2 separate regions of the Homo sapiens genome follow, and region 1 is linked to region 2. A link is a loop called in an ENCODE intact Hi-C map of the cell type or tissue named here. Cell type or tissue: heart left ventricle. All regions are shown on one strand. Each heading gives the region's core, and the rest is flanking DNA. Links, peaks and the distances in the headings are about the cores only.

The links. Peaks named below come from ENCODE experiments on the same cell type or tissue, not always from the same donor. Only the 100,000 strongest peaks of a DNase experiment are listed, where the experiment ranks them.
Region 1: a loop joins it to region 2, with 2.3 times the contacts of the local background. A loop is called at or near these places in 17 of 110 quality-filtered maps.

Annotation. Positions count from the first base shown.
Region 1 is chr1:47,736,089-47,752,879 of GRCh38, forward strand. No RefSeq gene overlaps it. Among named protein-coding and RNA genes, the nearest start is that of LINC01738, 56 kb to the left of the region's middle. In heart left ventricle, for the core only: no CTCF peak of the experiment used is centred there; no DNase peak of the experiment used is centred there.
Region 2 is chr1:47,925,552-47,942,342 of GRCh38, forward strand. All of the region lies in intron 2 of TRABD2B (TraB domain containing 2B), which reads right to left. Among named protein-coding and RNA genes, the nearest start is that of TRABD2B, 63 kb to the right of the region's middle. RefSeq lists enhancers at 1,159-1,328, 5,561-5,730, 8,341-8,856 and a silencer at 1,686-1,980. In heart left ventricle, for the core only: no CTCF peak of the experiment used is centred there; a DNase peak (open chromatin) is centred at 8,970.

The DNA of each region.
Region 1 (16,791 bases), core at 4,825-12,824, 190 kb before region 2:
TGGAGAAGAAATAGTTCTGCATCCCTGCCTCCTGCAACAAGTAAATTCAGAATAAGCAAAAATAATAGTAGAAGAAGTGGCCATTCTTATCTTTCTCCTGGATTTCAGTGATAGTCCTTTTGTGACATTAAAGCTGATACTGCTTTTCCTTATCCCAAGGAAGATCTACTTAGGAACATCCATCCATTTCCACTCTATTTTGCATTTTGTTTCTTTTTCATCAAGAATTGTTAAGTTCTGTAACATATCTTGTCATTGTCCCTGGGGATCATCATCTGATTTTTCTTCTTTGCTCTTTTAATATGATGAATAATAGTAGATTTCCTAATATTGACCTATCCTTACATTGTGAAATGAATCCCACTTGGAAATAGTAGTATTCTTTTAATGTTCTTCTGTATCCTGATTGTTAATATTTTAATAAAGATTTTGCATCTAAATCTCTAAGTGAGATTACCCTGTAGTTTTCTTTTTGTTTTTGTACAGTATTTATTGTTTTTTTCTAACATTATGGTCCATTTTTGAAAGATGTTTTGAAGATTTCCTTATTTTTTTCTATGCTCTTGAACAATTCAAATAATATCAGCGTCACCCCATCTGGGACCATGTGTCTGTGTGTGTGTTTAATATTCACAATAACTCTACAAGGGAAGCATTATTATTGTCTTCATTATGCAGTTGAGGAAACCAAGGCCCCAAGCAGTTTCTTGCCCAAAGTCACATAATGAATTAGTGGGGATGACACTTGATTCAGGGTCAAGTCAGACTCAAGGTCAGGTCAAACTCAAAGTCAAACTTCTATTTCCCTTATATGCTCCTTCATGCAGCCACTCTCAAGACAGAGAATGTGGGGCTTGCAACAGACAGATCTTGAGACAACATCTCAGTTCTGCCACTTTCCAGAAGTGTGCCCTTGAACAGATCACTTCACCACTTGACATATGTGTTCCGTTCTCTGACAAATAGGTATAATAATGTCCTCTTCCTCATGGGGTTGCTGTGAGGATGCAATGGGGCAGGATACGAGCAAGAACCTAGTGGAGAAGGATTCACATTCAGCAAGTCTTCAATGCTCACCCACCGTATGCCTGGTAATGCCCACAGGGTGTGGAGAGGAGACATGGCCTCAGCCCCTGCTCCTCTGTAATTGCACAGCCACCACACAGGGTGGTCGCTGTGGCATATCTTAAAGTGGTGGGAGTTGGGGAGGAGCAGTCACACCTGCAGTAACAGCTTTCACACAATTGTCCCCAGTGTTTGATTTGCTCCTCTCAGTAGACTGTGATGCTCTGTGGCAGGCCCAGTGGTTGAGATATGTTCCCTAACGCTGGGATCCAATCACATTTCTAAGTACCGAGGAGATGTTGGCTGAGCCCAGGGCAATGGGAAGACATTTGTGATTCCTTCTTGACCTTGAATCTGGTGGGTCTCAGAAGACCTCGAAACTCTCTATCCCCAGAGTAGAAAAAGTCCAAAGACTTCCCAGTTTGATAATGAGCTTTATAGACTATTTGGAGAACCATTTCCCCACTAATGCAATACAATTGTATTAGCTTTAGTTTTCATGTGGTACCTTAGGCCTCTCAACTTGTTCATCCTACATATGTGCTATTATATATGCTTTGACCTGCGTCTCCCATTCTCTCTTCCCTTCTCTACCTGTAGTAACCACTGTTTTATTCTCTGAAAGAACCATCTTAATACAGATTTATTTCATATTTTTAAATATTTCTTTTCTTTCAGATTATTCTAGTATTTTTTAGGTTTATTCTAATTTTTCATTGTAAATGAAACACAAGCTCATTACATTTTCGGGAATAAAGAAAAATAAAAAATGAATTCCGCAGAACAACCATTAAGAATATTTGAGACTATTCTCTCATAATCTTTCCACACATGTATTTTTATTTTACACAATTGAGATAATACTTCCTACACAAGTTGTAAACTGTTTTCCTACCCCCAAATTAGCTCAAAACTAAGTCCTCACGTTATTATACAGCACTTACATGCATTATTTTAGTGGCATACTATTCAAGCAAGTGGATGTGCTATAACTTAGTCTTCTACTGTTGGGCAGGTTGGTTGTTTCTACATGTTTGCCATTACATGCAGTGATGGATTGTGCTTTCTTATTCATGAACCTCTGCCCACATGATGAAATTACCAGACCAGTTTTTGAGGCATTCAGTCCAAACTGCCAGAACAATGCCTGTGGGTTTAGAAAAGCAATAGTAGCTGAGAATAAGAGAAATACTTGTTTCCTTTCACATGCCTTCTCTCATAACTGTAAGTTCCTCTTGATACCTTGCATGGGGTCTTAAATATTGTTGTTACTCATGAAATATTTGCTGTATTGTAATACCAATTGGAATTATTAGCTAAAGTTGAGAAGAGAAAAACAGAACTGGAGAGAAGAAGGGAAAGACAGGTAGATCAAACATTAGAGGGAAATACTTTGAACCACATCTGTCCCTCTCTCTGCCCTGCTGCAGTTTTCTGTTTTAAAGTCTCCACTAGGCACTTAGGGAATTGTAGAAACGGTAATACATTGAATCCAGGAAAATGAAGTGTGAAGACCCAGAGATGTGCTCAGAACATAAGGTGGAGGGGCCAAGGCAGAGTTGGGCCGCACTAGGCTGGACAGCGGTCAAGGGCTCTGGGGTTGGCCCATCTCATAGATGAACTCTAGGTGGCGCTGTGGCCACAAAAGTTTTGGGCTGAGGAATTTTGGCAAAGCTGTTAGGAATCTGTGGGTGGGAGCGAGGAAGGGAGAGAGGTAAAGAAAGAATAGTGGACTGGAGTGAAGGAGACACACACACACACACACACACACACACACACGTAGATGGGTGGGGGGGTGGGGGTGGTGGTGGCAGGAATAAGTGAATGGCTCAGACAGTGCTTGGTCCAGAAGAGAGAAAATAAACTGAGGGATCATCAAATTCATTCATTTACTTAATATAAGCATTGATCAAGCCCCATCTTGTGCCTGTCGCTGGGACAGATGGTGGGGATAAAAGGGCGCTTGAGCAGCCACCTCCCTGAGGTCCTGTGGCTTATGAGAAGTGAGTGTGATGGCCATCCATTAGCCCCCAGTGAATCAGTAGTGGCAGACTTGAGATGGACCCTGAAGAAAGAAAAGGGGGCCTATGAAGGGCTGTGATGAGGAAGTGACCTGGTTTTGTAGAGAAGGAAGGATTGCAGAGATGGTTGCCCAGTGGAAGGTACTAAAGGTGAGATCTGAAGGTAGCCAAGACTGAACCGGGGAGAGAGGATTGCCTGCAGGCTTGGCATGTTCTGCTCTGCTCCTTCTTTCATGTAGGAAGCATGTTGGGGCAGTGTCTGGCCTGCCTTCTAGAGTTTATCCAGAGTTTGTACCCTCTTTGCTCCTATTATTGTAGTTCAGTGGGCATATAGAAGTGATTCTGCAGGAATATGTTTGCTCTGCTGACCCAAATGCTCACCTGGGTGCATCACCCAAAGGACTTGTGTTGGGATAAGTTTTAGGAAGTATGATTGTGGCCATACATCAAAGCAGCCTTTTCAATCTATATTCACCAGTACTGAGGCTGATATTTTTATCTCCTCCTATATGATTCACATATCTGTCTCTCTGTTGGTTTTGAATGGAAGAGATGAGTGTGAATTATTGCCTTAGAGACAGCTAAATGCAGATGTCAGCTAGGTCTGAAACTTGGACAAGAGGTCTCTCTGGACCAGAGAGATAAATGTGAGTCACCAGTGAGAGATGGGAATGGAGGAGAAGAGAAGAGGTCTTAGGCTGAGCCATGGGGAGCTCCAACATTGAAAGGCTGGGAACAGGAAGATGATCTTACCAAGCGATCAAATGAGGGAGAGTAGAAATAAATTCAGGAGGAGGTGTCACTGAAGCCTGTAGAAGAGGGTGTTTCCACATGATTATCTCAATAGGCACAGAATAGGCTTTCAATAAAATCCAACACCGCTTCATGTTTAAAACACTCAATAAACTAGGTATTGAAGGAACATACCTCAAAATATCAAGAGCCATCTATGACAAACCCACAGCCAACATCACACTGAATGGGCAAAAACTGGAAGCATTCCCCTTGAAAACTAGCACAAGACAAGGATGCATTCTCTCACCACTTCTATTCAATATAGTATTGGAAGTCTTAACCAGAACAATCAGGCAAGAGAATGAAATAAGGGACATCCAAATAGGAAGAGAAGAAGTCAAACTATCTGTTTGCAGACAATGTAATTATATGTGTAGAAAACCCCATGGTCTCAGCCCAACAGCTCCTCCAGCGGATAAACAACTTCAGCAAAGTTGCAGGATACAAAATCAATGTACAAAAATCACTAGTATTCCTATATACCAACAATAGCCAAACCGAGAGCCAAATCAGAAAGGCAATCCCATTCACAATTGCCACAAAAAGAATAAAATGCTTAGGGATACAGCTAACCAGTGAGGTGAAAGATTTCTACAATGAGAATTACAAAACACTTCTCAAACAAATCAGAGAAGACACAAACAAATGGAAAAACATCCCAGGCTCATGGATAGGAAAAACCAATATCATTAAAATGGCTACTGCCCAAAGCAATTTACAGATTCGATGCTATTCGTATCGAATTACCAATGACATTCTTCACAGAACTAGAAAAAAAATTTAAAATTCATATAGAACCAAAAAAGAGCCCGAATAGCCAAGGCAATCCTAAGCACAAAGAACAAAGCTGGAGGCATCATGTTACCCAACTGCAAACTATACTATAAGGCTACAGTAACCCAAACAGCATGGTAGGGATACAAAAACAGACAGATAGACCAATGGGACAGAATAGAGAGCCCAGAAATAAGGCCACACATCTATGACCATCTGATCTTCTACAAAGCTGAAAATAACAAGCAATGGAGAAAAGACTCTCTATTCAATAAATGGTACTGAGATAACTGGCTAGCCATATGCAGAAGATTGAAACTGGAACCCTTCCTTATACCTTATACAAAAATCAACTCAAGATGGATTAAAGGCTTAAATGTAAAACCCCAAACTATAAAAAACCTGTAAGACAACTTAGGCAATACCATCCTGGACATAGGAGCAGGCAAAGATTTTATGACAAAGACATCAAAAGCAATCACAACTAAAGCAAAAATTGACAAGTGGGATCTAATTAAACTTAAGACCTCCTGCACAGCAAAAGGAAACTATCAACAGAGTAAACAGACTACTTACAGAATGGGAGAAAACATTTGCAAACTATGCATCTGACCAAGGTCTAATATCCAGCATCTATAAGGAACTTAAACAAATTTTCAAGAGAAAAAAAAACCCATTAAAAAGTGGGCAAAAGACATGAACAGACACTTTTCAAAAGAAGACATACATGTGACCAACAAGCATATGAAAAAAAGTACAATATCACTGATCATTAGAGAAAAGCAAATCAAAACTACAATGAGATACCATCTCACACCAGTCAGAATGGCTATTACTATTTAAAGTAAAAAAAAAAAACAACAGATACTGGGGAGATTGTGGAGAAAAGGGAACACTTATACACTGTTGGTGGGAGTATAAATTAGTTCAACCATTGTGGAAAGCAGTATGATGATTCCTCAAAGAGCTAAAAGCAGAACTACCATTTGACCTAGCAATTCCATTACTGGGTATATACCCAGAGGAATATAAATCATTCTACCATAAAGATACATGCACATGAGTGTTCATTGCAGCAGTATTCACAATAGCAAAGATATGGAATCAACATAAATGCCCATCAATGGCACAAGATAAAGAAAACATGGTACATATACACCATGGAATACTATGCAGCCATAAAAAAGAATGAGATTATGTATTTTGCATGAACATGGATGGAGCTGGAGGCTATTATCCTTAGCAAACTAACTCAGGAACAGAATATCAAATACCACATGGTGTCACTTATAAGTGGGAGCTAAGTTATAAGAACCCGTGGACACAAAGAAGGAAACGATAGACACTGGGGTCTACTTGATGGTGGAGGCTGGAAGGAGGGAGAGGAGCAGGAAAGGTCACTATTGGGTACTGGTCTTAATACCTGGGTAATGAAATAATATGTAAAAACAGACCCCTGTGACGTGTGTTTACCTGTGTAACAAACCTTCACATGTACCCCCAAACCTAAAATAAAAGTTAAAAAAATTCCCATTAACCGATGGGAGCACTTTGGTTTATAAGAAAAGGCACTTGGAGCTTAGGAGAAAAACTAGCATGGTATATGAGCTTTCCCTTACTGCCTCCCTCATACCTTGTAAATTGTCACAGAAGTCTCCCTCACTAGATTCAGTTTTAGAACAGGAACATAGTTTATTTTTGTTAAATCAATCAAATACATTTACCAAATACTGCTTAACAAAAAAAAAGAAGGTGTCTGTTAGGTTAAGAGAAAGGGAGGCCGTTGGTGACCTTAGCAAGCCATGTTTGGGAGAGTGATGGGGGTCGTATAAGCTGGATTGCAGTGGGGAAGAGAATGGGAGATGAAACAGAGGTAGCTAGTGTAGACAATTCTTTTGAGGAGTTTGTGTGAGGTGTAGGAGTAGGCACCTGTCATTCTTTTTGGTTGCCCAGTAACTGCATCATCTCCCTATTTTTGGAGAATTCTCTACCTATGAATCTTGCTGAGAAACAGAGCCTGTCTCACATTACACATGAGGAAGGTACCAGATAAATACAGTACCTGTCTTCCCAGCTGGCCTGGAGTGGGGATGAACATAGGACAAGGCTTATGTATCAGAAGTGTTATCCCAGACTCAAAATCAGGAACAAGTAATGCACAAGAGGAATGTGTTCTGAGAGCACTGCTGGCTGTAAAATGATGAGTTCCTGGGATAGCAGAGCTAGCTACAGTGGTGTAAGCAGGGCTCACCATGGCACCAACAGAAAGGGAAGCGGTGGTAGTGGTAGTGGTGATGGTGTTAGTGGTGGTGATGGTGGTGGTGGCAGTGGTGGTGATGGTGGTGGCGGTGGCAATGGTAGGGGCAGTGGCGATGGCAGGGAGGTGGCAGTGATGGTGATGGTGATGGTGATGGAGGTGATGGTGATGGCCATGTTGGTGGAAGTGATGGTGGTGGTAGTGATGGTGGTGATGGTGATGGTGGTGGTGGTGGTGGTAGTGATGGTGGTGGTGGTGATAATGGTGACGGTGGTGATGGTGGCGGTGGTGGTGGTAGAAGTGGTGGTGGTGGTAGTGATGGTGGTGGTGGTGATAATGGTGATGGTGGTGATGGTGGTGGTGGTGGTGGTAGTGGTGGTGGTGGTGGTGGTGATGGTGATGGTGGTGGCAGTGGTGATAGCGGGAGTTGTGTTGGTGATGGTGGTGGTGGTGGTGGTGGTGATGGTGGTGGTGGTGATGGTGATGGAGGTGGTGATGGTGGTGGCAGTGATTATGGTGATATTGGTGGTGGTGGCCATGACGGGGGTGGTGGCAGTGATGGTGATGGTGATGGAGGTGATGGTGGTGGTCGTGTTGGTGGAAGTGGTGGTGGTGATGGTGGTTTTAGAAGCAGACCCAAACTGGTTTCTCCAGCCTCCTGGCAATTCTGTAAGCCAACCAAGTATGTGCGCACCTGTTAATTATGTATGTATGTATGTATGTATGTATGTATAGCTTTAAAAGTACACTTTATTGAGGTACAAGTCAATGAATTTTGAAAAATGTGTACCCCTATGTGATCACTTTTGTAATCAAGATATGGAGCACTTCCATCACCCCAAAAAGTTGCCTTGTGCCCTTTTGCAGTTCATTTCCCACCGACTTCTGGTCCAAGGGAACTGCTTATTGGTTTCTATATCTATAGTTTTTCCTGTTCTAGAGTTTTATACAAATTCAATCAATATTGTTGTATCTGACTTCTTTCCCTCAGCTTAATGTTCTCGAGAGTCATCCATGTAGGTGTGTGCCTACCTACAGTAAACATGTTTATCTACAGTGGTTAATGCTTTCTTGGTGCTGGATCATATTCTGCACTATTTAATATACTGCATGTGCTTATCCACTCACCTGTTGGTGAATATTAAAGCCATATCCAGTTTTTGGCTACGATGAATAAGGCTGCAATGAACATTTGTGTACAGGTCTTTTTGTGGACATATGTTTCAATATCCTTTTAATCAGTTCCATTTTTGCTTAAATCAGCAAGTGTTGGCTCCTGTTACTTGTAGCTAAGAGATCTGACTGCAATAGAATGAGAGGAGGGAAATTAGCTGGCAGCTGGAAGGGGATGTTAGGTCACAGAGAGGATTTTATTTTTAAGGTGTAAAAGACTTAAGCATGTTTAAATATTGATGCTCATAATCTGGTTGAGAGGGAGCTGTTGAGAAGAGAAAATTGATCTTGTGAACCCCTGCAAAGGTGGGAGGGGAAGAGTTCCAAAGCCGAGGTGGCAGAAATGTCTTTGAAGGGGAGCAGAAGCAGGGCCTCAAGTGGAGCAAAGGGGAATGAGGAGAGGACAGGAAGGTGGGTATGGAGGGAGGGTAGCAGGAAGTTGAGGAAGCTCTCATCTAAGGTCTTCAACTTTTACTGGGAAGTAGCAGGCAAGATTACATACTGAGACTGAGGGAGGAGATGGGTGTCAGAGGTCTGGGGATGGGGCAGCTATGCAATGGTCATTACAAGGAGCTCAAGAGGGAAGTGATTGTGGAAATAAAGCAGCAATGCCAGGCAGCCTTGAAAGCCCAGCTGAGGCTGGTGACTATAACATAGAGTGATACCAACAGCTCCACTGTTGATGTTCCAGCATAGCTGAGGTCCTTGGAGACAAGCCTGGGGAAGGGGGTGAGGGAATGGGAGATTTTTCCAAGAGTTAGGGGCCTGTACTGAAGATCCCTGCCCTACCCCAGGATCTAGCACAGCACCCTGAGTTGTATTCTGTTCTAACATTAGTATTTGTTAAATGGATGAATGAGTTTAGAGGGCACGAAGAATGAGAGCTTAGCATTGGACTGGTAACCCCTCCTGGTCATATAGAGAGAAACCCTGATATACAGAGAGGGGAAAGGACTTGGCCAAGGTCACATGGCAAGCCCATGGCAGGGATGGGATTTACCTTTGGGTCTGTCTGATCTCAAGTCCAGGGCTCTTTTTATGATTGAATGGACAAAGAGGTCTGTGTTCAAATCCTGTCTCCACCAGTGGCTTGCCATAAGACTTCAGGCAAGTCACTTAAATGCTGGAAAGCATTATTCACTCCATTTTGTTGTTGTTGTTGCTTTTTAAAATTTTTTAAAATTTTACTTTAAGTTCTGGGCTACATGTGCAGGTTTGTTGCATAGGTATACATGTGCCATGGTGGTTTGTTGCACCCATCAACCCGTCATCTAGGTTTTAAGTCCCACATGCATCAGACTGCATTTTATAGATGTGGATACTGAGTCTCAGAGACATTGAACAGGAAGCCCTGACTATGTCACTGGAAACAGGTGGAGCAAGATTTCATGCATTCCTTTGTTTAGTCAATATTTATTGGTTGCTGGGGTAGATTAAATTTTGGGTCCCAATTCTTCATTCCATTGTAATAGGATTACACACCCACACTCTTTACCATGTACTTTTGCACTGAGAAAAGTAATTCCTCCTTCCATTGATGTTGGCTTAGCCATATGACTTGATTTGGTCGGTGGTAAATTAGTGGATGAAACACAGCAGAGGATGTAAAGGAGCTGGTGTTTTGGTGATTTCCATAAGAAGAGCGTGCTCTAGAAAGCCACCGCCCCTTCAGCCTGCCCCAGAATGAACACACACGGGCTAGACTTAAGCTCAGCTGCATCCTGGAGCCCATCCAGCTGCTCTTCAGTGTGGACATCATCACCCAACTGAACCCGGATTAGAACAGTCACACTGAAGCTGGCCTGCAGTCAGCTCCTGAGCAGGAGAACAAATGTCTGCTATTGTAAGCCATTCAGCTGGGTGGTTTGTTATGCAGTATTGTTGCAGCAGTTATTGACTGATACAGGACCAGGTCCCATGCTAAGTGTAGACTTGGCTTACAGAGATGAATCAGATACTGTCTCTATTCTCAGGAGTTCACAGTTCAGTGGAGGTGGGGATTTTTTTTTTAACAAATTCTTATTTCTAAAATTCATATCTAAATCTAAGAGGCAAATGCAAATTTGTTCAATGCTTCTTTTAAGGGCAGCCTTAGATTATCCTTGGAAGATGAAACTGACAAATAAAGAAACACTTAATAATTTCTGCAGTTTACAAACATCAGAATTTATTTTGGGATAACAAGAGATGGGTGAGCTGGGAAGCTGCCTTTACTGAATGATGTCATCAAACAGTATATTTGATGAGTCCAAAGACAAACGTCTTTGGCAACAATTTTAATGAATGAGATTAACTTGATACTTTATCCTAGAGTTGTATAAAAACAAGGATGTTAATGATTTGACCATTTTATTACTTTTTTCCCCCAATGTATAATATCATGTCTTTGCATGTTAGTTTGCAAAGTGCTTGAAGCAATTTTCAACCAAACGCGAGTGTTTGGTGAGGGTTGAATCTGCTGGACAAATCCATGGCTGTGTGAGCACCTGCACTCAGGCCACTGTGTGGTCCTGTCAGGGACTTAGTTTCCTCATCTGTAAAGGGGATAATACCACACTGTCTAGGGTCACTGGGGAGATTCACAGAGGTGATCTGAATGTAGCACACAGCACCGGCACAGTCCCACCTCCCCTACACCCACCTCCCATCTCTTCCGTGTGGGACGAGCTTCCCTGCTCTCTGGCTCCATCAATAGCTTGTAAGTCAGTTTCCCTCTCCAAGCCTCAGTTCTCCATCTGTAAACCCACCAACACCACATTGATTTATGGCTCCCTAGACTGCAAAGTCCTTGAGAGCCAGGCCTGTGTTTGACTCACACGCACAGCATCCCTAGGATGTGCCCAGGGCTGAGTGTATGATGGGCTGAGTCAAGGCTACTTTTCATGAATATTATTATTGTTTTGGTAGAGGTTTCTGTCACTACAACCCAGAGTAACACCCTTAGTAGGGCAAGGGTATAACATCCATGGTTTGGAAAGCTTGCTGTTAACTGGTGGCCCACTCATATGGACCAGAAAGAAAGTTCTTTACTTCAGCCTTCAGTCATATCCTGAAGAGCATGTGTTATTTCTCTGTGGGTCCTCATGGTCCAGGCAGGGATTGACACATTGCATACATCTGAGATCTGGCCAATGGGTCAGGCCCCTGAATTGAGGTTTGAAACCAGCCTCAAATTTTCCTATAATTATTTTATTTATTTATTTAGTCTATCTATCTATCATCTATCTATCTATCTATCTATCTATCTATCTATCTATCTATCTATCATCTCTCTATCAATCAGTCAATTATAGGGTCTCACTCTGTTGCCCAGGCTGAAGTACACTGGTGTGATCACGGCTCACTGCAGCCTCAACCTCCTAGGCTCAAGCAATCCTCCCAGCTTACCCTCCCGAGTATCTGGGACTACAGGCACACATTAGCAACACCTGGTTAATTTTTTATTTTTTTTGTAGAGACAGGGTCTTCCCATGTTGCCCAGGCTGGTCTTGAACTCCTGGGCCTGAGCTATCCTCCTGCCATGACCTCCCAAATTGCTAGGATTACAGGCACGAGCCACCATGCCCAGCCTAAATTTACCTATAATTATACACATTTCATAAAAATACGTAACCCTAATTTCATCACAAACAAAACTTTTCAACACTCATAGCACAAATATTTTTTTGAGAGCTGGCTCTGGGCCAGAGAGTGGAGGCACAGCAGTGGAGATGCAGAAAAGGTGTGAGCCACAGGCAGCTCCTGTTCTAGTGGTGGCGGTGAATGCTGACCTCAGGCACAGAGAAATCTGCAGTATGATGTCAGGTGGTGACTGGTGATACAACGAAAACTAATACAGGAAAAAGGATAGAGAAAGTCTTGGGGGCAATATTTTATATGAAATGACCAGGGAGGGCCTCTTTGAGAAGGTGACGTTTAAGCAGAGATATCAGAGGAAGTCAAGAAATGTCTAGGGAAGAAAGTTCTGGGCAGAAGGAACAAGTGCAAAGCCCTAACACCGGAAGATGCTAGGGATGTTTAGGAGTGACAAGGGGACCACTGTGGTTGGCATAGAATAAGCAAGGAGAAGGGGGTAGGGAATAATGTTGGGGGTAGGGAATAATGTCAGAGGAAACTGGATCCTGGCAGGCCATGGAAAGCAATGGTGATTTCATTCTAAGTCTGATGGGAAAGCAAGGGGGGCTCTGAGCAGGGGAATGCCATGATCTGACTTACATTTTAAAGGGTTTGTGACCTTGTCGAGTGTAGACTGGAGTTGGTGGCCACAGTGGCAACGAGGAAACCTGCTGGGAGGCTGGAGAGATGAGGGTGGCTTGCTCAGGGTAGAAGCAGTGGGGGATGAATGTGGCCCGTTTCTGGATGTGTTCTGATAGTAGAAGCAAGAGGATGGAAAGGATGTAGGGGATGAGAGGGGAGAGTGATCAGGGTTGACTCCACCATGTCTTGTCTAAGAGACCAAGTAGACAGTGGCACTATTTACTGAGGTGGGTGCTGGAGATCTGGGGGAAGACGTCACAAGTTTGGTTTTGAATATGCTGCCTGGGAGATGCTTTCTGACCTCCAAGTGCAGAGGTCTCAGTGGCAGCTGAGTGTCAGGGGAGAGGTGGTCTGGAGTGTAAGTTTGGGATTCAGCAGAGTATTTAGAACCATGAAATGGGCTAAGGTCACCGGGGGAGTGAGTGTGGACAGAGAAAAGGACTTAGACCAAGGGAGCCATTAAAAAAAAAAAAAAAAAAAGATCTGGCTACCTGTAAATATCATTACATTAGTCAGACTGCCATGTGCTGTAAGAGAGGGCAGGTATTGTAGTGTGATGGGGGTCGGAGGAGGAGGAAGATTCTTTGAAAGATGGAGTTGGGCTCGGGACTGGGGGTGGTTAAGATCTGGACATGGCAACATTTTAGTTTCCAAAAGTCAGGGCTGGGGCTGGGGCTAGGTCAGCCCCTGGCTTAGGGTAGTTGAGAAAGCACAGGTTTAGAGTCTTATGGGTCTTAATTCCCAACCTTGCAGCCACTTCTTAGGTGCGAGTTCTGGAAGAGGTGACTCACCTTCAAAAGCTCAGTGTCCATGTCTATAAAACAGGGTCAGTAGCACTGACCTCACTGGAGAAGTGCATGAGACAATTTATGTACAGTGCCCTGCATGAGAACACCAGAAAAATGAGGCCCTAAGATAATGGATATTAATGGGTATTAATGGATGTTTCATACCAGCCTTTGCATGGGAAATGTGAACTTGAGTGCCAAGTTTGTGAATCAAGATCTTACTTTAAGTCAGAGATATGTCACTTTTGAGAATCTTTCATGGAGAATCCCTTGATAAAATGTACCACCCCATAGTGGTGGGTGCTGGATGCTGACTTGGTTCTCTCTGGGCTCCAGAATCTGGACTCTGATGATCTACCCAGTTAAGTTATATCCACATAACAAAATTTGCAGGCTAAAAAAAAAAACAACTCAGAACTTTCATCTGGGGAGTGTTTGAGCCATACCCTAGAATGAAAATTATACACAGCTTACTATGTACTTAACACAATCATATTTAATTGCTCTGACGTGCCCCATCAGTGGCTTCTGAGATGGGTCTCCAATACCTCCTTACAAATGAACTGGAAAGAATGATTGCCATGGTACCTGAGGGCAGAATCCCAGTGACGGTCTGGTTTGAATTCCTTTTCTCCTTGCCCCGCCTGGTTGCTACTTGTGTGGCCTACTCCAGTGGCCTGGTTTCCAAATGTAGCCCGCTATTGATCCAGTTGGACTCATTGGGGCACCAAGAGAAAATAACTTTAATTTTTTTCCAACTCCCACTGCCCTTTTGACTGGCTATATGGCAGACCACGTCCCCATCCCTGGAGGGCCTCTCATGTAGATTCAATAGCTTTCCTTGTCACTATCAGGGACACTATCTCCTTTTCATCTACAAAAAACTCTCATCTGATCAAAATCAATCTGAATTTTTCACCAAATTCAAAGTGTTTGTTTCCCCTTAGCTCAGGGAAAGCCCAAGCCTCTTGTCCCCTCTGGAGGCTGCTTCTGGCTCCTGCAAGGATGGGTGGGAGGTGAAATGAAAGGAAAGGAGGACATTGGTGCCCTCTGTGTGGAGACATCCAAATGCCAGCTCTTTCCCTGACTAGGGGCTTATATGTGGGTTTTTTCAGAGCCACTGTGCTCTTCCTTGGTGTGGGCAAAGCTCTCCCTGGCTGGTGTCTTCCAACCCCCTTGCAGCTTCTGCTCTGACAGTCCACTCCTCATACCCTGAGGATGGCTGGCTTCAATCTGGCCCATTGGTTGGCTGGTTGGGGAAAGGTGAGAGGGTGGGGGCATATGAGGTTCCAAATCAGTTTTGCTATCCCTCAGCAAGTCCTGCATGAGTGGACTGGCTGCCTTCTTCTGAATGGGAACATACTATCTTCAGCTTTGGAGCCTCAGATGTGACTTCCAGATACCAGGAAAAGTTCCAAGTAATATTCTGTTATATAACATATTAACTTTCTCAACTCAAATGCTCAACTTTTATCTTCAGCATAGAAGAATGGTTAAGTCTGCAGTTCTGGAGTCTGACATTGGCTGGGTGACCATGAGCAAATCATTTAACCGTTCTGGATCTCAGTTTCCTGATCTGTAAAGCAGAGGCAATGGCCTTCACTCTCAAGTATGTTGTTTAGATTGATTTGTTCTTCAGGTGCCAGGTGGCACATAGCAAGCCCTCAATAAACGGAAGCCCTTATTTGTATGTTTCTGAGGAGTCTTCATTTCCTCCAACCTAGACTGGATGTCAGTGCTTCTTGCTAATCCAGGTACCATTCCCTCCTGCCATTTGCCTGGCCTGCATGGCTGTCTTTGATAATAACACTTAGTGTATCTCGAGCATCACTATCTTATTTGCATCTCACAACAACCTTGCAGGATACATATTATCATCATTCCCATTTACAGATAACAAAACTGAGATTCAGGAGGAGGTTGAGTCACTTGCACAGGGGCAAACAGCTTGTAAATAGCAGAACTGGGGTTTGCCCCCAGACCTGTCTGATCTCAGAACCTGCCTGTTCTACCACTCGTTTTATCTCCTTAATTATCTGTCCTGTCTCTTTGTGCCCTCTGCCAAGAGTAACTCTTCTGCACTCTATGGACATAATAGCGGATCCTTTGAATGAAATCACTTCCTGCTTGGAGCGCACCCTGAAAATGGATCCCTCACTGCCCAGTAAAATGATACTTCCTGTGTTACATAATAACAAATTCCCAAAGCAGATTTGTAGAGGTAATATTGACTCCATCCACTTCCTGTGTATGGTTATTCAAGTTATATAAAGTTGCATTCTCATGAAAAGCATCCGGTTACTGTTGGTTCAGTACCTACCTGGTGTCCAATGCTGGATTAGCCAAGAAGGGAAAGGTGTTTTCTGATCTTAAGCCTAGAATCTATTTTGAGTGTAAGACAGGTAAAAAAAATTACTGCCAGTGCCAAGATGTTTGTAGTAAATACCTGTGAGGGGTCACCAGAAGTAAGTACCATAGGAACTTAAAGGTGGGAAAAATCAAGTGGCTGGGTGGGTGGGGAGGGGTAGGGAGGAAGTCACAAAAGGCTTCCCGGAAGATCTGGAGCTGGGGCTGAGCGTTGAAGGCCAGGTAGAATGTGCAGAGGTGAAGGTGAGAAAGACATGTTTGGTGTGTTTGCAGCAAAGGAGCAGGGGCCCAAAGAGGCAGGAACCCAGCATGGGTGCAGAGACTCATTTTTCCAAAACAGTCTCTCTTTTACAACCATGAGCCTCTTTGCTCCCTGCGTGGAGATTTTTATGACCCCATCCATCTGTTTGCAGTCAGCCTTAGGTTTGCTTTGAAATTCAAAAGCTGAAAGGGAAGTGTTATATTGAAGCCAGAGCAGCAGGCTGGGCAGCTTTCTCAGAGGAGGAGGGAGCGGCCTCATGGAGCATTAACCACTGCAGGCAAACACCTCTTCTTGTTGGCCTGAGTCCCTGTGAAGTATGGGACCAGGAGCGCTCAAAGGGGCGGTGGATGACCAGCCAGGGAGGAGCTTCCAGCACGGGTCTGAGCTGACGGCTTCATGCTCACCAGTAGGCAGGCCGTGAGCGTGCACGGCCAAGCATGGAGATTCAGGAGACCTTCAGCTGGGGCTTCGTGCCCGCTCCGGATCCGTCCGGCCTGTGTTTATTTCTCTTTCCTGCTCTGGCAGACGGGCCTGGGCCCGCTGGGAGAGTTGGCTCAGCCCTCCCTGGCTCCTGAATTCCCTAGCCCAGCTACCACCCCCTGCATTCCTTAGGAGCCTCAGTGTCCCAGAGAGACACGATTTTTTCCATCTTCTTGAATAAAAGACTTTTAGGGACAGTCATTGATCAAATCCAAAATCCACAGTCCGGGCTTCCAAGTCCTGCTCCAGACCCTCTACTTCTCTCAGTTCCATGTGCTCTAAGACCACACCCTCGCTAACATGCTTTGCCCAGCGCCTCCTCTAGCACGTCTCTCCATGCCCTCCTTCTCTGTCATTCATACAGCCACCAATGGTCTACGGCCCCCACCCCCCTCTTGAAAGTCCTGCTGGATGGCTCCGTCTTACCCAGCCTGTCCACGCTCCACACTGCCACAGCTGTCTTCCCTGCCTCCCCTTCTGAGTACCCCCTGAGCCCACTCTCTGTGCCCCGCCCACCACTAACTCTGGCTGCACCTTCGTGCCTCTGCCCGA
Region 2 (16,791 bases), core at 5,151-13,150:
TCACTAAGCTACTCAGTGAGGTAGTTTCTATTATCTCCATTTCACACAGTGCTGAAGATGCTGGAGCCTCATGCTCTGGTTTGGTTTAAATTAGATCTCAGAGGACACAGTTTGTCCTAAGGAGTAAGTGTTTCTCTCAGAGTTCAAGAGATGGAGCTTTTCTTTCTCTGAGCACTTACTACATGCCAAGCATAGGCTAAGCAGTTTACAAGCATTATTTTGTTGAATTCTTACATCCATTTACAAGTATCATTATCCTTTCTTACAGAGACAAGAAAGAAATGTCTGAAAAGTCTAAGCTGCCATGGTGCAGGAGGAGAGGGATTAAAGAAGAGGCTGGTATATATCTTCCTTTATTTATATCTTTATTTTCTTTCAATACATTTTGTAGTTCTAGGATAGAAGAATTATACCTCTTCTGTTCAACTTTTCCCTGTGTCATTCATATAAGTGTGATGCAAATGTTATAATCATTTAAATGTTATGCTCTATTTGTTTTTGATACGTAGAAATCTAATTGACTTTTACATGTGGACACAGTATCAAGTGACTTTGCTAAAGTCACTTGTTTATTCTTATAATTCGTTTTTGATATTTTAGGTAAATCATATGTTATCTACGAATAATAAAAAGGAATCATTCCTTCTCAAAAATAAAAAGAAGAAGAGGCTGGGTCCCTGCCCTCTCAACTTCTTACCATGTCACAGAGGAAAAGGCACCGAGGCCCAAGGATAAGACTGGGGAAGTAAAATCTCATACATACAGCAGCACGGCTCCAATAGTGCGTTCTATTGCACTGTAGATCTGCCCGGGCCAAGTCATGGCTCCTGGGGGCTCCTGGGGATGAGGTGTTCCCAGCATCTGGGGAGGAGGAAAGCATCCCAGAGGCTCTTGCTCCAGGAATGAGTGCTTGTGCTTCAACCCTACTTGATCTGCCAAGGCTCTCCCACTTTGCAGGACTGTTGGTCCTGGCTGTGCCAAGCACTCTGTCCTTTTAAAACCCCTCCCTTGGCATCCACCTAGACCACCTCCAGATCCTCCCATGCTGTGGGATAAGATCTGGCGGCAGGCCCTCTTCCTGTTGAGAAGGGCAGGCATTACTACCCAATAGTTGTGGGTACAGAGGGGTTGGAGAGAATGGGGAGGGTTGAGGATAGGGCATAGTTTCCAAACATTTTTTAGAGGAAGGAGGCCAAGAGGAATTCCCTGGGGCATGCAGCACCACAGACTGGTGCCAACTACTCAGCCCTACTCCCTTCCTCTCCAGCACACCCTTCCTGCCTTGCTTTAGAGAGCTCATCCTATAGTCTTTGCTAAGCGCTGACTGTGTATTCAGCTGAAGGATGCAGGTTCAGTATACATCCTAGTTCCCAGGTTCAAGAAGTAGGTTAAAAACAAGATCCACCCACAAACAAGTCCATGCAGCATACATCTATACACAGGCACTATGGTAGGCAAGTGCTGGATTGTATGACGCAGGCCAAGTTCAAAGAAAGGATTGATGGAGGTGAGTGGGAAAGCTGCCTTGAAGACCTTTGGAGGGTCTAGCAGGACTAAGATTGAGAATGGCACAAGATAAGAGATCATTCTTGGGAGGGGGACCTGCATGAGTGAAGGTGAGGACAGAGGCTAAGCTGGTCTTGGTGAAGGCCTGGCACAGTGGCCCCAGGGCTGGGTGTGCTGAGACCACCAGAGGTGCCGGGTGCAGCCTTCCTGCTCTGGCTGAGTCAGTCTTGCAGCCCCGTCTCCCTGACAATATGGTAAATACAGAGCCTATAAATCCAACTGCAAACATCCACTCTTCCGGTGCCTTCTCCCTTCCAAGCCAACAAGCCCAAAGCCATCCCATGGAACGTGAGCCTGCCAGTGCCAAGCACTACGGAGCTGGCTGCAGGCACGTGGACAGGCTTCTGGGCTGAAGCTGGCTCCTTCTCAGAGCACCTCCCTCCAGAGAGCCCAGGCCTGTCTCAGTCTAACCAGGCTGCAAGTGAGGGACAGACAGATGCTCCAGCAGCCACTAGCAGCAGAAAAACACTGAGGCCATAAAAAAACACTCCATGTTTGTCAGGAGGGTCCTCCCCATTAGGGGAAATATGGGGGCCATCCATTATGGGAGGTGCCTACTAAAGAGGCTGATCTCCAGTGTGCCAAGAAGAAGCTGTCAAAGGGGGAAAGGCACCCTGCAAGCGCTGTTCCTCTCTGAGCCTCTGATTCCTCATCTGCGAAATGGGAGACATTCTCCTTGCCCTGATCTTTGCATAGAAACTGAATGGAATGAAAAAGAATTGCAAGAATAATCTTCGCCTGAGCAAGACCTCTGCTTCTCTCCCCAACAAGAGTCAATCTTTCTGGATGGGGGACCCTTGGAGAGGGTTAAGCCCTTCGTATTCAAAGTGCAGTCTTGGACCAGAAGCATAAGCATCCCCTGGAAGCTTGTCAGAAATGCTGACTCTTGGGCCCTACACTAGAACTTCTGAATTGGAATCTGTATTTTAACAAGATCCTCAAGTGATCCGTGGGCACAGTAAAGTTTGAGAAGTATTGTTCTAGTCCATGGAACGTAACCCCTTCATGTTACCAGTGAAGAAGCTGAGACCCAGTAGAAATAAGTCACTTACAGGAAGCCACACAGTAAATAAGTGGTAGACATGGGCCCAAGTAGCAGTGCAGTGCAAAGGAAGAATCACAGGCCCTGAAATCAGAGCTACTTAGGTTCAAATCCTGCCTCTGCCATAACATACCCTATGGCCTAGGAAGAAAGCTAACTAATTTCTCTGAACTTTGGTTTTGCCACCTGTAAAATGGGTATAATAATAGCTATCTTTTAGGATTAATGATGAGGATTAAAATGAGATGATGCATCAGATGCCTTGCACTGCATGCATTTCATGTTTGATGTTCACAAGCTTTGCCTTCATCTGCACTCCACAACCTCTAAACTCCACACCCCATGATTATTGGGCCCAAGAATCTGTGAAAAGACTGCTTTTCTGCCTCCAACAATGCAGACACAGTTGCTGAGCTGAGAAGAAGGGAAAGAATAGGAAGAGATAGCAAGGCTCTTAAAGTCTAGACTGACTTATCCTTTAAATTCTGAAGAGTTCCCAGTCCAATCCTCTAGCAAAAAGTCAATCTGCAAACATCATCAGTTACTGTGGTACCTAAGTGTACTAGTACATAGCCCATGCTCAGTAAGATTGATGAATGCAGGACTGAAGGGTCCCTCAGGCCCTCACTCTGAGCTCTTTCAGGCTCACATCCCTCATTTTCACATGTCTGGATTCTGGTCATCCTTCAAGGCCCAGCCTAAACATCATGTCCTCTGAAAGTTCATGACTAGATCCCCTGTTGGAATTGATCTCCCAGGTAAAACCCTAACTGCTTTAACATAACTTACAAGACTATCTACCTCTCAGCCTTGCATTTTGACCCTAGATTAGACAATTTGCAGGTCTCTGGGCACAGATGCTTCTTGCCTCAAGGCCTTTACACATGCTGTTCCCTTTATCTGCAATACTCTTCTCGTAAAGCCCCCTCTATCTAATTCCTACCCAGCCTTTATGTCTCAGCCTAGATGTTAATTTAGACATACATTTTTCCTGCAGAACTGGGACTAGGATGAGGCAAGCAAGGCACCTGGAGCACAGAATTTACAGAGGTCCTGAGTCTCATGTGCCAACCCTGCACTTGTGTGACTTGAAGAGAGAGAGCCTCCTTAAATTTTGAGTCCTAGATGCCTCCTTTGCCTCTCCCTGGTCCTCTGGATGTTTCCTTGAATCCCCTGCTATTTTAGAGTCCCTGCTCTGTGCCATCCCCTGGTCATAGTCTTTACTTAAGAGGACTGTGATTGCCTGGGTGTTTATCAGTCCTCTCTCTGAACTGTTAAGCTCCAGAGCAAGAATACTTCTTCCTTGCTCCCCATTTCATTCTCAGAGCCTGGCAGAGGGCAGACATTGCATCAGCACTTGCTGGATGTGCATAAAAGTGTCATCTCCCTCATCCTGTGCTCTCAAATCCCACTGAAGGACCCAGTGTCCTAGCACCTACCAATCTCTGCCTTCTGATCCACAAAACTGCCCTCATCTGGCTAGACTGCACTCCCAGGGGTCGGCCTTCACTTTGCATGCTCAGAACCCAGCTCGGGACCTGGCAGAGTGGGTGCTCATGCGCATTTGCTGGGCAGGGTTAGCACTGGAGGAATGCTGTAACGATGGGCAATGCACACTAAACCTGGTGTGGACAACTCCAGCAACATCCTCATCTCCCTCTTCACCTCCAGGCTTTCCCTGCCCAGCTCCTCTTTAGCCAAATGGGCCTGTCAGAAACATCTAACTGTCTCTAGCTCCATGTCCTGAGCCAAATGCCCTTGCCCAGCCCCCCAATGCCCTGCTCTGGTATGAAAAGAGGTGGTTACGTGCATACCTGGCTCCCTACTTCTCCCACCTCCCTGCTCCACATACATACCAATTCTACTGTGATACACTGTGAGACCAACTCTCCCTCGTCTTTGGCTCCCCAGGCCCAGCCAGGGAGGTGCCCAGTTCTGGAGTGGAGGCTGTGGGGAACAGCACACCCTTCCCCTTCTCCCTGCCAAAAGGCAGATCCTGAGCCATGGTGCGCCAAGGTTTAGGGTCCAATTTCCCAGATGCCTTTCAGTGTCTGATAGGAGATGCCAGAGAAGAGAAAGACCAGGAGGCCAGGTGATTTATGAGGGAAATCTTGGCTTTGACAAAGCTTTAGCCCTAGAGATTAAGGCAGGCGAAAGCAGAGTGCACAGCCTCTTCCTGAGGGGTGTTGGGGTTTCTCTGGGCATCTGGATCTGGATCCCTGAGGATAGCGCTGAGCTCTTGGCTGACTCCAGCTACTCCTCAGCGCCACATCCTGGAGCAGAACAAGGCCCCTGGTGGCTTAGGAAGTGGGGAGAGAGGAGCTACGAGTCCGCGATAGTAAACCAGGCCTGCTCTGCCTGCCCTCCTCCCTGCTACTGCCCTGCAGAGGCTTCAAAGGACAGCAGGAGCCTCAGAACTGGCTGTGTGACAGGAGACACACACATACTTTGGCTTATAGTTGGCAACAAACAGGTGGAGACTAATTTTGCCTTCATCCTCTGGTCTCCTCTTCAAGGATCCCTTATCCCGAGAAAGAACATCTCAAGCCTGTGAATCACACAACTCCTCTCTCCCTCCCAGTGGCCTTCACCTCCAGGGCTCTCTGTGGTTAGAACATGCTCATGTCCCTCCCTTTACAGACAGGCAGACTGAGGCCCAGAAAGGAAAAGGGACTGACCCAGGGTCTCACCAGCAGCTTATGAGACGAGCTGGGACCCGACCCCACAGCTGTTGATTCTCCCTTGGTGCTCCCAAAGACCACCCCTTCCTGATGGGAGCAATGTAAAAACCGTGGCCACCTTCAATCTGTGACACTGACATTCCAGAATGTGGGCATCTGCTTACTTTATATATCCTGTGTCATTCACCAGAATATGGGCTCTGTGAGGGCTGAGACCTTTTCTGTATTATCGACTGCTCTATCCCCAGCACCTAAAACAGTTCCTGGCACATAGAAGAGATCAGAACAAATGGGTGAAGGAATAAATGAATGAGCTAACGAATGAATGATTATGTGTAGAATAGGCCACTTGTCCTGTACAGGCTTTAGGATTCCTTCTTTTTTAAAAAAGTGAGTTGATTATTCTTGCTTCAGCTTTGGAGTCCTAGATTGTTCTAGAGCAGGAAGAACTTTAGAGAGCCTCTAATGCAGGCCCATGAAGGTATAGCCAGATCTTTCTCTTTTCGCCACCAGCAGCCATACCCCACCTTATGTTTTCTCCATCTGGACACGTGTGCTGAGAAGACCTTTGGCAGGGGGTCTATGTCCCCACTCCTCAGATCTTGGTGGGTTCTGCAACTACTTTGACTGAGACATCAGGCAGAAGTGATGCTGTGCCTGTTTTCTGGCCCAGGACTCAGTAACACTGGCCGTTCCCACTTCCTGTCTCCTGGCATACATGCATGGGTTCCTGAGGTGCCACGTGAGAAGTTCAACTATGCTTCTGGAGACACCACGTGGGGAGGGCAAGTATCGCAGCTGCCATCTCCCAGCCATACCTGCCTTCTAGAGGGAAGCTTCTAGAACTCATCACACCAGCCCAGTTGCCTGCCTAATACCCGAGTGAACTCTCAGGATGCTACAGACAGCAAAATGGCCCAGCTGCTCCCTGTCCAAGTCCTGATCCCATGGATCAAGAGCACAATAAAAGTACTGTGAAGTCACTAAGCCTAGGGTGGTTTGTCACACGGCAATAGATAACCCCAACATCCAAGTAGTAACAAGTGCTGTGAGGGAAATAAAGCAGAGGAAAGGGACAAAGAGTAACAGGGCTGTACCTCTCTGAGAATGTCTCTGAGAATATGATATTTGATCACAGGACTTAACGGAGGGTTTTGGGCCTGAATCATTCACTGAGATGAAGTCCTGGGGAGGAGGAGTTTGAGAGGTGAAGGAAGAGTACCTGAAATCAAGAGTTCTTTTATGAACATGTTAAATTTAAGATGCCTGGTGCACATCCAAGAAGAGTTGCAGAGTGAACACTTGGAGACTAGTCTAGAGCTTTAGGGTAGAGACTGCTCCAATTTTAAGACCTCTACATGATGTAAGACCATCCATGAGGTAAACAACAGCATCAGTGGAATGCCAACATGGATTCAAGGCCATGGAGCTGGGTGGGATTCCCTGGAGTATAGCTACAGAAGGTGCACCAAGGAGAGGACCAAATGGCTGACCAATGGATTGAACAAAAGTGGTGGCAAAGCAGAAGTGAGGATGAAATAGTGATAAGGATTGGATTGAGAAGACAATGGAAGGCAGTGAGGACAGACGTCCGTGGAGGAGCTGAGTTATAATGGGAAACTGAGAAATAAGGCAGGAGCTGAGGAGGGATGTGGAGTCAAGGGAGTTGTTTCTAGATGGGAGATCCTATAGCATGTGTGTCTCCTGAGTGATCAGGAGAGAGTGAGAAATTGATGCAGGGAAGAGAAGGGATAAGCACAGGAGCAAAAATTCGTGCAACAGGAGAAGGAACTTGTGATTAAGGAAGCAAGTGAACAAGCGGGTGTAATTTATCCACAAGAACAGCCATAACATGGCAGAGCCTTGGGTTCTCAAAGAGGAGAAGCCACAGGTAACAGTCCCAGCCCCACTATTTAATGGCTGGTTGACTCTGCGCAAGTCACTTCTTCCTCATCTGAACATGGGGATTAATGATCCCTAACTCACAGGGCTGTCAGGAGGATCATAGATACTGACAGTTGTCAAGTGACTAGTTCAAAGAACGGGTGGCTCTTACAGCAGTTGATACTGGGGTTCTTGGTCCCAGAACGTGAGCTTGGGTCATGTGATCTGCTTTGTCATGCAGCAAACCTCTTTGAGTCTGAGCTTTGTAATTCAGCACTAGCACAGGGCAAAGGACATGAGTGGCAATGAGCAGACCAGGAATTGAACTCAGTCTCCCATCTCCTTGGCGTTCAGAGCCCTCCGTGAGCCCCCATCTCCTGTCATTTTTTTTTTTTTTTTGAGACGCAGTCTCACTTTGTTGTCCAGGCTGGCATGCAGTGGTGCAATCTTGGCTCACTGCAAGCTCTGCCTCCTGAGTTCACGCCATTCTCCTGCCTCAGCCTCCTGAGTAGCTGGGACTATAGGCACCCGCCACCACGCCTGGCTAATTTTTTTTTTTGTATTTTTTTAGTAGAGACGGGGTTTCAACATATTAGCCAGGATGATCTCGATCTCCTGACCTTGTGATCCACCCGCCTCAGCCTCCCAAAGTGCTGGGATTACAGGCGGGAGCTACCACACCCAACCTCTCCTGTCATTCTTTACCTTGCACTTTGTGCTTTGGCAGCAATGAGTTTCTGATAGTCTCACATATGAGACTATGAAACAACCACACTGCTGTTACTCAGCTTTATATCTTTGGGAATGCTCTCCTCTCTGCCGTGCTACCTAGAATGCCATTCTCCACTTTGATGTATATAAATAGCAGCTGAGACATTCCCCTCCAGAGAACCTTCTCTGACTCCCTCTAGTCCTATGTAGGTGCCCTTCCACTGGGGCTAAACTCTTGCACACACTGCTCTGTTGGTACACTGTGTGCCCCTGGAGAGACAGAACAGAGCTCCAATCATCTTTGTAACTACAGGGCTTGACACAGTGAGTATCTGCTGAACCAAACTTTTCCCAGATAGCAGATGAATCAGAGGGATAGACAGCACTGTCCAACAGAACTTTATGCAACAACAGAAATGTTCTGTGTCTGTGCTTTCCAATACAGTGATCACTCAACACAAGTTTGTGGTTATTGAGCCCTTGAAATGTGCTGGTGCAACTGAGAAACTGAATTTTTAATTTAATTTAGTTTAGGTTTAAATAGTCACAGATGGCTAAGGGTTGTTTTATTGGACAGCACAAGTTGGAGGGTAGAAAGAAGGGGTTGGGGAAAAGCTGATGTTATTAAACACTTAGTATGTGCTAGGCTTTTGACACTCTTTAGTATGTTAATCTTTACAATAATTCTGTGAGATGGCAAGCACTATTTTCCCATTTTAGACAAGGAAGTTGAACCTTAGAGAGAGAGTCAGTGACTTGCTGTGAGCCCTCAGCTTGGAGACTGCACAGCAGGTCCCTGACTCCCCAGTCTCTGGTTCATCCCACCACACTAGGCTGACCTCACACCTATGCAGGGCCTGGCCCTGGAGGTGCTTTGTGAAGGAGTCCTCCCCATTCCCACACCCCCTCCCACAGTCCCTGCAGGCACACAGGTCAGGCCCACAGCCCTGTCCTAGCTGGTAAGGCGCATTCTTCTGGCAGTGCTGCTGCATCACTCACAGACGTCTGGGGGCAGAGGCTGAGTGTGGTGAGGCAGGAGGCCTTGGCTGCCAGCGGGAGGGGCAGGCGGGCCCAGAGCCTGCTAGCATTCTGCTCCTTGGATCTCCCCTCGCGTGAGCAGCTTTGGGGAGTTCTCTTGGTGCTGTTGTAATTTATTGTTTCTGCTCTAATGATTGCTCCATGTCTGATTATAAATGCCTTCTGGCTGGGGGCCCAGACTCAGAAAATTCCCGTGATCTGCTTCCAAAGCTGATGGAGCCACAAATGGGACTGATGTCTCTGTTTCGTCATCGGCCACATTTACAAGGGAGGAGGATCCAAGGCCAGACACAGGGCTTAGAGTGGAGATGTAACAGGAGGCATCTGGTGACCTGGAATTCCCATCAGAGCCCCAACAGGGCATCTCCTGAGTCCTGGAGAACCTTCAAGATGGTACTCAAAAGAGCCTACTCCCTTCCTCTCAAAATGCAAGGCAGAGTCCGAGTTGGAAGCAGCAGGTGATACAGTCACAGTGAAAGGGGCCTCCGAAAAACACTGTCCAACCCTGCTAATGCCCTCTCTTTATCCACCTGGAAAATTCCTACTCATGCCTCAGGAGGCAGCTTTGGCATCCTGCAAGAAGCCTGCTCTGACACCCACAGCCTCCCACCCGCAGGTAGACAAGTAGTCTCTACTCCCTGTAAATCTCTTCTAGCATGGCACACCATAATCATAATTACACCTACTATTTACTGAGGGCTTCCTCTTTGCCAGGCACCATGTACCTTATCTATTTTTCACCTCATCCCTGGGAGAAAGGCACTATCCTTATCCACATTTGACAGACTAGGGAACAAAAGCTCAGAGAGGTTAAGGGAGTTGCTTAAGGTCAAACAACTGCCAAATAATGGAGCTGGACTTAAATTCAGAAGATTCCAACCCAAAATTTAAGCCTTACACCACATGTGTTCGCACCCGTCGTCACTGTATTGCAACAGGCTGTTTTGTCTCTTGCTTCATTAAAATAGAGCTTCTGGGGACATATCTGACCTCAATAACACGGGTACTCAGGAAATGACCACTGAGCAAACTTCACATAAAGAAAGTCCTAGTGCACTAAGTAGGTAATAAAATTAGGGCAGTCACTTATTACTGCCCTACTGCAGGATATTTAAGAGGACTCAAAAAAGCAATGGGCAAAGGCTTCAACAAGCAAGTAAGATAGGACTGCAGGAAAAAAACACTATATCTCAACTGGGACTGAAAAGTCCTGAATTTTCTAGGTTAGTCCTACTTTTAAATACCATATCTCATCAGTTCCTTATGTCACCAGAATGACCTAGAAACCCCAATATTTAGATATCTAAACTGTATCTCTTATATGATATTTCATGCCCACGCATCCCAAATATCCCACTATGTCTTGTAATTTAGGATGCAGGAAATAAAGCCACAGAAAAAAAGAGCTTCAACTTTAGAGGAAGGCAGACTCATGCTCAAATTCCAATTTTGCTGCTCATTAGCTGTGCAATCCTGGACAAACTGTTTCCCTTCTCTGAGACTCAAATGTAAAAATAGAGCTAAGAGCTGCTGCCTTGCAGGGCTGTTAAGCGTAGTAAACAGAAGAACATATGGGAAAGCACCCAGAATGGCACCTGGCACACAGGAGGGACTCAGGAACTATGAGGTCTCTCCTCTCTCTCAAATGAGGTCAGGCAAGAAAGCCATTCTTAGCAACAGACTCAGCTGAATGCAAAGGGTGTGATGTACTGGTGGACCAATGATCAAAGAGAAGAGATTGGTTTACTTGGGGCTGAGGTCATGAATTGACTTCTTCATCATTTATAGACTCACAATGAGTGTGGATGAAATAACAGGCCACCCTAAGAGCAGCCCTACATTAGGGCAGATGGAAAGAGATGGGTAAAATCTTGCCCCACTCCCAACTAGGAGCTCACAGGGTGCTGGAGCAGAAAAACAACAGGAAAGGTGAACAGAGAACCCAGCAGGTATGAGGGCAAAGGGCAGACAGACCATGAGGAGGTCTACCAAGCCTAGAGATGTCAGGAGAGGCTTGTGGAAGAGCTGAGTCTTGAGGAAGGGATAGAACTTCTAGGAAAGCGTATCTTCAGTTACAGAGGAGTGCTGTACAGACAAAGGAAAAGGCATAAAAAGGATAATAAGTTTTAAAAATTAGTTTGCCACTATATTTCGGATTTTGGAGGAAGCTTAAAAAAACCTATTGCACTCTCCTTGTTGTCAAAGGTATTCTGTTTCCTCCGCTTATGAGCTGCGTGATCTTGGCCAAGTTAATCATTCAATGCTTCAGTTTTCTCATCTGTAGAATAAGTATGATAACAGTACCTGCCACATTGGAATGTTCTATGGAATAAGTATGTGGAAACCATTTACAACACATTGATCAACAAATAAGAATCATCATCATCATCACCACCACCACCACCATCACCATCACTACCATCACCATCATGATCATCACCATCACCACCACCATAATTATCACCATCACCATCATCACCACCACCATCATGATCATCACCATCACCACCACCATCATGATCACCACCATCACCATCATCACCACTACCATGATCATCATCACCATCACCACCACCACCATCATTATCATCATTATCACCATCATCATCACCACTACCATGATCATCACCACCACCACCAGCATGATCATCACCATCACCATCATTACCACTACCATGATCATCACCATCACCACCACCACCATCATTATCATCATTATCACCATCATCATCACCACTACCATGATCATCACCATCACCACCACCACCATGATCATCACCATCACCATCATCATCACCACTACCATCATGATCATGACCATCACCACCACCATCATGATCATCACCATCACCACCACCATCATGATCATCATCATCACCACCACCGTCATGATCATCATCATCACCATCACCATCATAATCATCACCATCATCACTACTACCATCATGATCATCACCATCATCATCACTACTATCATCACCATCATCACCACCACTGTCACTATCATCACCATCATCATCACTATCATTGTCATCACCACCATCATCATCATTATTACAAATGAGAAAACTGAGGCCCAGAAAATGGAAGAGGTTTGTTCAGGGTGACTTAGAGAGTCAGAGGCAGGCCCTGACACTTTTACTTTTCTACCATTCACAGAATTTTTAGGAAAAAAAAAAACAAGCTTCCTGTCACAGGTAAGAGACCCAAGATCCTTGATAAAGGAGTAGGGTTCATGGAGGTGGGGCCACCCAATGTTTAAGTGAAGGTATTGTCTCTTAAGGCCAATCATTCTGCCTCCTGCCCTGTGGATGCAAACTGTCCTTCAGCTCATACCACCTGCAGCCAAGGACAGAGGGGAACATTCCAACCCCGATACCCAGGGAGATAAATCAAATGCTCCAGACTCAGTGAAGGATTGAAGCAGGGGCAGTGCACATGTCTGTCATGACTTCCTTGTTCCAAGAGGATATGGGAAAAAACTCCTAGCTCCCCACCTCAATCCCACAGTGGTCTCCAACAATATTATGATTCTCCAGTTCTACTACTCATGATATATTTTGCCAGCCGCAAATGGGGCCTAAATTACATATTGTAGCCACCAAACTTCCGGCACAGGCCCACAGAACAAGGCCTGAGGGAAATTAGATGAGGCCAAAGGGAACTCAGGCCTGGAAGAGACTAGAAAACAGAAAGGGATGTATAGTCCATTAGCAGGACCCTTCTCTCTTTTAAGTGTTATACAGGTGAGCGGGGTTCAACGCTGCAGGCACAGAGAGGCCACAGAAGGTGAAGGAAAGGAGAGCAGAGAGGCCAAGCAAGAGTAAACTCAGGATTAAAGAGTCAAACCACCACTGGTTATTTTAGTCCCAGCTCTATCTGTCTCTGGAGTATGGCCATCTACAAACCTTTTCACCTGTCCATCTGTTTTTCTGAAAACTATGGTCCTTTCTGTCTCAAGTCCTGGACTAAACATAGTGGTGGATAGGGAGGTAGGAAGCAGTGGTAGAAGGCATCTGCTCCAACCTGTCTTCTTTTTGGAAGCACTAGACACTGGGAAAATGCATCTTTCTCCTCTGCTTTGAGAATAGTGCATACTCCATGACTTTAGCTTACTAACAGCTGGAGGGATCCCAGAGGAATTCTTCTCTCTGGGATTGAGAATGGGAAATGGAGAAGAGAGATCTCCCACTTTCCTTTTACTGGAATCATGTGTCCCTGTCTAAAACGATGGTGTTGGACTGGATTCAGTTCAACTCCAGCAGGAAGCACACAACATTTGAGACCTGTGGGGTGAAGACAGTGCACACAGCCGGAGAGAAGGTCTTGGCTGAGAACCAGAGGACTCATTTCTTCTGGAAGCAGGGATTTGAGATAGTTTCTTGGCAGGAGGAGGATAAGAGGTTGACTTTAATGGGTTCTGAATCTCATACACAGAAAAGTAAGAGTGTGTGCATGAGACAGACAGAGACAGAGACAGAGACAGAGAGGGGCAGACTGACAGAGGGGTGTGAATTAGGAGGAAGAAACAGCTTAGGGAAAGATGAGTGGCATGCAGGAAAGAGCTTTCCAGGCTAGGGTGCCTGGGATAACGGTGATGAGGAAGAGAACGAGGATCACGGAGACCACATGGTGAGGAGCCTTGAATTCCTAATGCCAACCCCCCCACCCCCAGGATTCTGTAATTATCATTAATTAGTAAGTTCCACTTTCGATTAGGGTATGCAGGCAGAAGATGGGATTGAAAGCACAGGCAGAGAGTTTTGAAAGTTTTTGAGGTCAAAATCCAATAAAAGCCAACATGACAATGAAGAGAAGACATTCAATGAGCAGGCTGGTGCACACAGACCAGGATACCAGGATGGATGTTGTGATTTAAGTTAGAGAAGTTCTACTTTTAAATGTTATCATTAAATGATAAGAAGATTTTAAATGATAGTAGTAGTAATACTAAGAATAAAATAAGGTAGCAGTGAAGAACACTGATGAGAGCTTACAGTTATGCAGGATTGCCATTTGCCAGGTGCCATGTTCTCTGTTCTGTCTGAGTTCTCTTTTAGTCCTCTCAACAGCCCTATGAGACAGGGACACTGTAATCCCCTGGACAGAAAAATTACGGGAGCTTGAAGAGGTGGAGTTACTTGTCCTAATTCACCCAGCTCATGAGAAGCTGGGCTGGGAGTCTAACTCTGATACTAACCACAAGACTATTTCAGTGTCACTGTTACAGACAGGAAAACTGAAGCCTCCAGAGGACAAGTGACTTACTCAAGGTCACACAAGGAGTCCTCCTTTCCAAGTCCTTCATTCAAACATAAACTCAGAGCTTCCTAGGAACCAGGCTCTGTCTAGCTCAGGCCTCTGGTAACTTCTGGACTATTCCATAGCCTCCTTACTGGCCTTCCTGCCTCTAGCCTCTCCTTTCTAGTCCACCTCCCTCCCACACTGAATCCAGAGTGGTCCTTCTGAGATCCAAGCAAACCTTGCAGAGCTCCCAATGCCCCAGGAAACACTCTATCATGGAAGGCCCTTCACGATCTGGCTCCAACCGAATTTCCTAGCCTTCCGTTCCCCACCATCCCTGATGCACCCTTTATTAAGCTTCTCCCTGGCCCTGATCACCATGTGGTTTCCCACAGGGACTCTTGCTTACACCGTCTGCTCCTGTTTACAGTGCCCTTAGACCCCTTCTCTGTCCTATCCGTAAACTCTGACTCTTCAAGATGCAGCCTTGCTGAACCTCCCCTGGCTCCCAGGTAGAATGGATAATGCTTCCAGCACCCAGCACCCTGCAGAATTCTTGTGCAGCAGGATCACTCTCCTTGCTTCACAGGTAGCTGAGTAGTTACCTGTCTCCACCATCAGACTGTGAGCATCTCAAAAACAAGTCACTGTGTCCGACGATGGCGATGATGGAATTTGTTGGGGTGTACTATGGACAGGGACTATTATTATATAATACTTGAGAAAACTGAGGCGCAGAGACAGAGGAATGGCCCAAGTCCACACGCTCTAGGAAGAATCAAGCTGGAGCTGGTGCAGAAGTCACATGCCTGCCTGCTGTGTCACTACTGCTTCCTGGAGAGCTCTAGATGTGGCAGATGTGACTACACGTTCCCTCCCATGAACTGAAGATCAGTGGCTGCAGGGCCAGGACCCCACAGGCTTCCTGAGCCCCGCTACAGTGCTCTGTCCCCATCTGCCAGGGGGGCTTGCTGGACAGGACCTTGCCATCCAGCTTCGACCTGAGTCATCTCCTAAAGTCCAATAAAACCCAGGGACAGAGGCAGGATGCAGGAATAAAAATAAGCTTCAGCCAGAGAGAAATAAAGGCAGCAGTGTGGGGGAATCTCGAGAGCATGGCAGTCCAGGAATCCGGAGGGGAAAATGCCCATAATGGCGTATTTTCCAGCAGTGAAAAACATTAAGACCCACTTTAGAAATGTAGTTCTCACCACAGCTATTCCTGGACTCCAGCCCAGAAGAGCAGTAGGGCCATATGAATGACACTCTCCACCCACACTTACCCACTCCCGACTGGCTGGCTGTCTCTGTCCCAAAACATCTTGTGCTTCTTCCGTGCAGCCTTCCCAGACTTACCCCTCCTCCTTTCTCTCTGTGGCCAGAGGATGCCAGAGAAGAGCAGCACCTCTGAGACTCTCACCCTGGCCACTCCTCATCCTAACCAAGGAGAGGAGAGGGGACCTATTCAAGGTCCCAGAACCTCAGTGGTAGAGCCAAGATGAACACCAAGTTCCTTAGAGTAGAAGTCCCCAAGCTTCCGCTAGCCACACTGTGTCTCATTACCCTCCCCCGCCACCAGACCCCATCCTGATAAGCACACACGTGCATGTACACACACCCATGCACACACATACACATCTATGTGTACACATGAATATACACACAAACACACTTGTATGCACACACTCGCAGACATACATGTACACACATATACACATACTTGCACACACAAACACATAGATGTGTGCCCACTTACCCACAAAAATGCACCTGGTTCAAGAAAAAGTGAACTACATTGAGAACTGGGAAACCTGACTTCCAATTTACCTGGACACTGCCTAGCTATGTGAACCTGGCTAAGTCATTTCACAGTCTCAGTTCTCCATGTATAAACCAGGCTAGTAATCACCTTGCCTACCTCTCCAGGCTGTCTGTTACAAGGTTGAAAGGAGAGGTGTGAGAAGGTACTGATGAGCTACGCTCACTTGCCTCTGTCTCCTTGGAAGCTGATGGCTTGGAAGCTCAGAGGCCCAGCCACTTGGGTTTGAGTCCCTTCTCTGCCACATACTATCTGTGTGACCCTGGGCAAGTAAGTTCACCTCTCTGTGCTTCAGTTTCCTCATCTGCAAAAAAGGAATAATTATAGAACTTAGCCACCAGGTTTTAGTGTGAGGATTCAATGAATTAACACTTGTGAAGTTCTTGGAACAATGCCTGGGCTATTATAAGTGCCAATAAATGTTAGTCAATGGAATACCATTGTCAAATTAATACTTATTAACTTAGCTTTGCCTGGTGCAACACAGGAGTTCAGTAAATGTTTGTCTAATGAATGACTAAACACTATTGGAAGAGGAGGGTGATGCAATCAGATTTACTCACACCTGGTACTGGGAGTAAATCTGACTGCATTATGGTCTCTCTGAATTAGGTTCTGCCTTCCTCTTCCTTCTTTTGTTCTCAGACTCCCTGGTTCACCAGGGACACCAAGAGTCCCCAGTACCCCATTCAGGATGTCACGTTCTCTACCTATGGGTGAGCAAAAGCCTCCTGCCCTCTTTGGAAAATAAGCATGGCAGTTCCTAGGCTCATTGGCCCAGAGCATTTAAGCACTTAAGAGCAGAG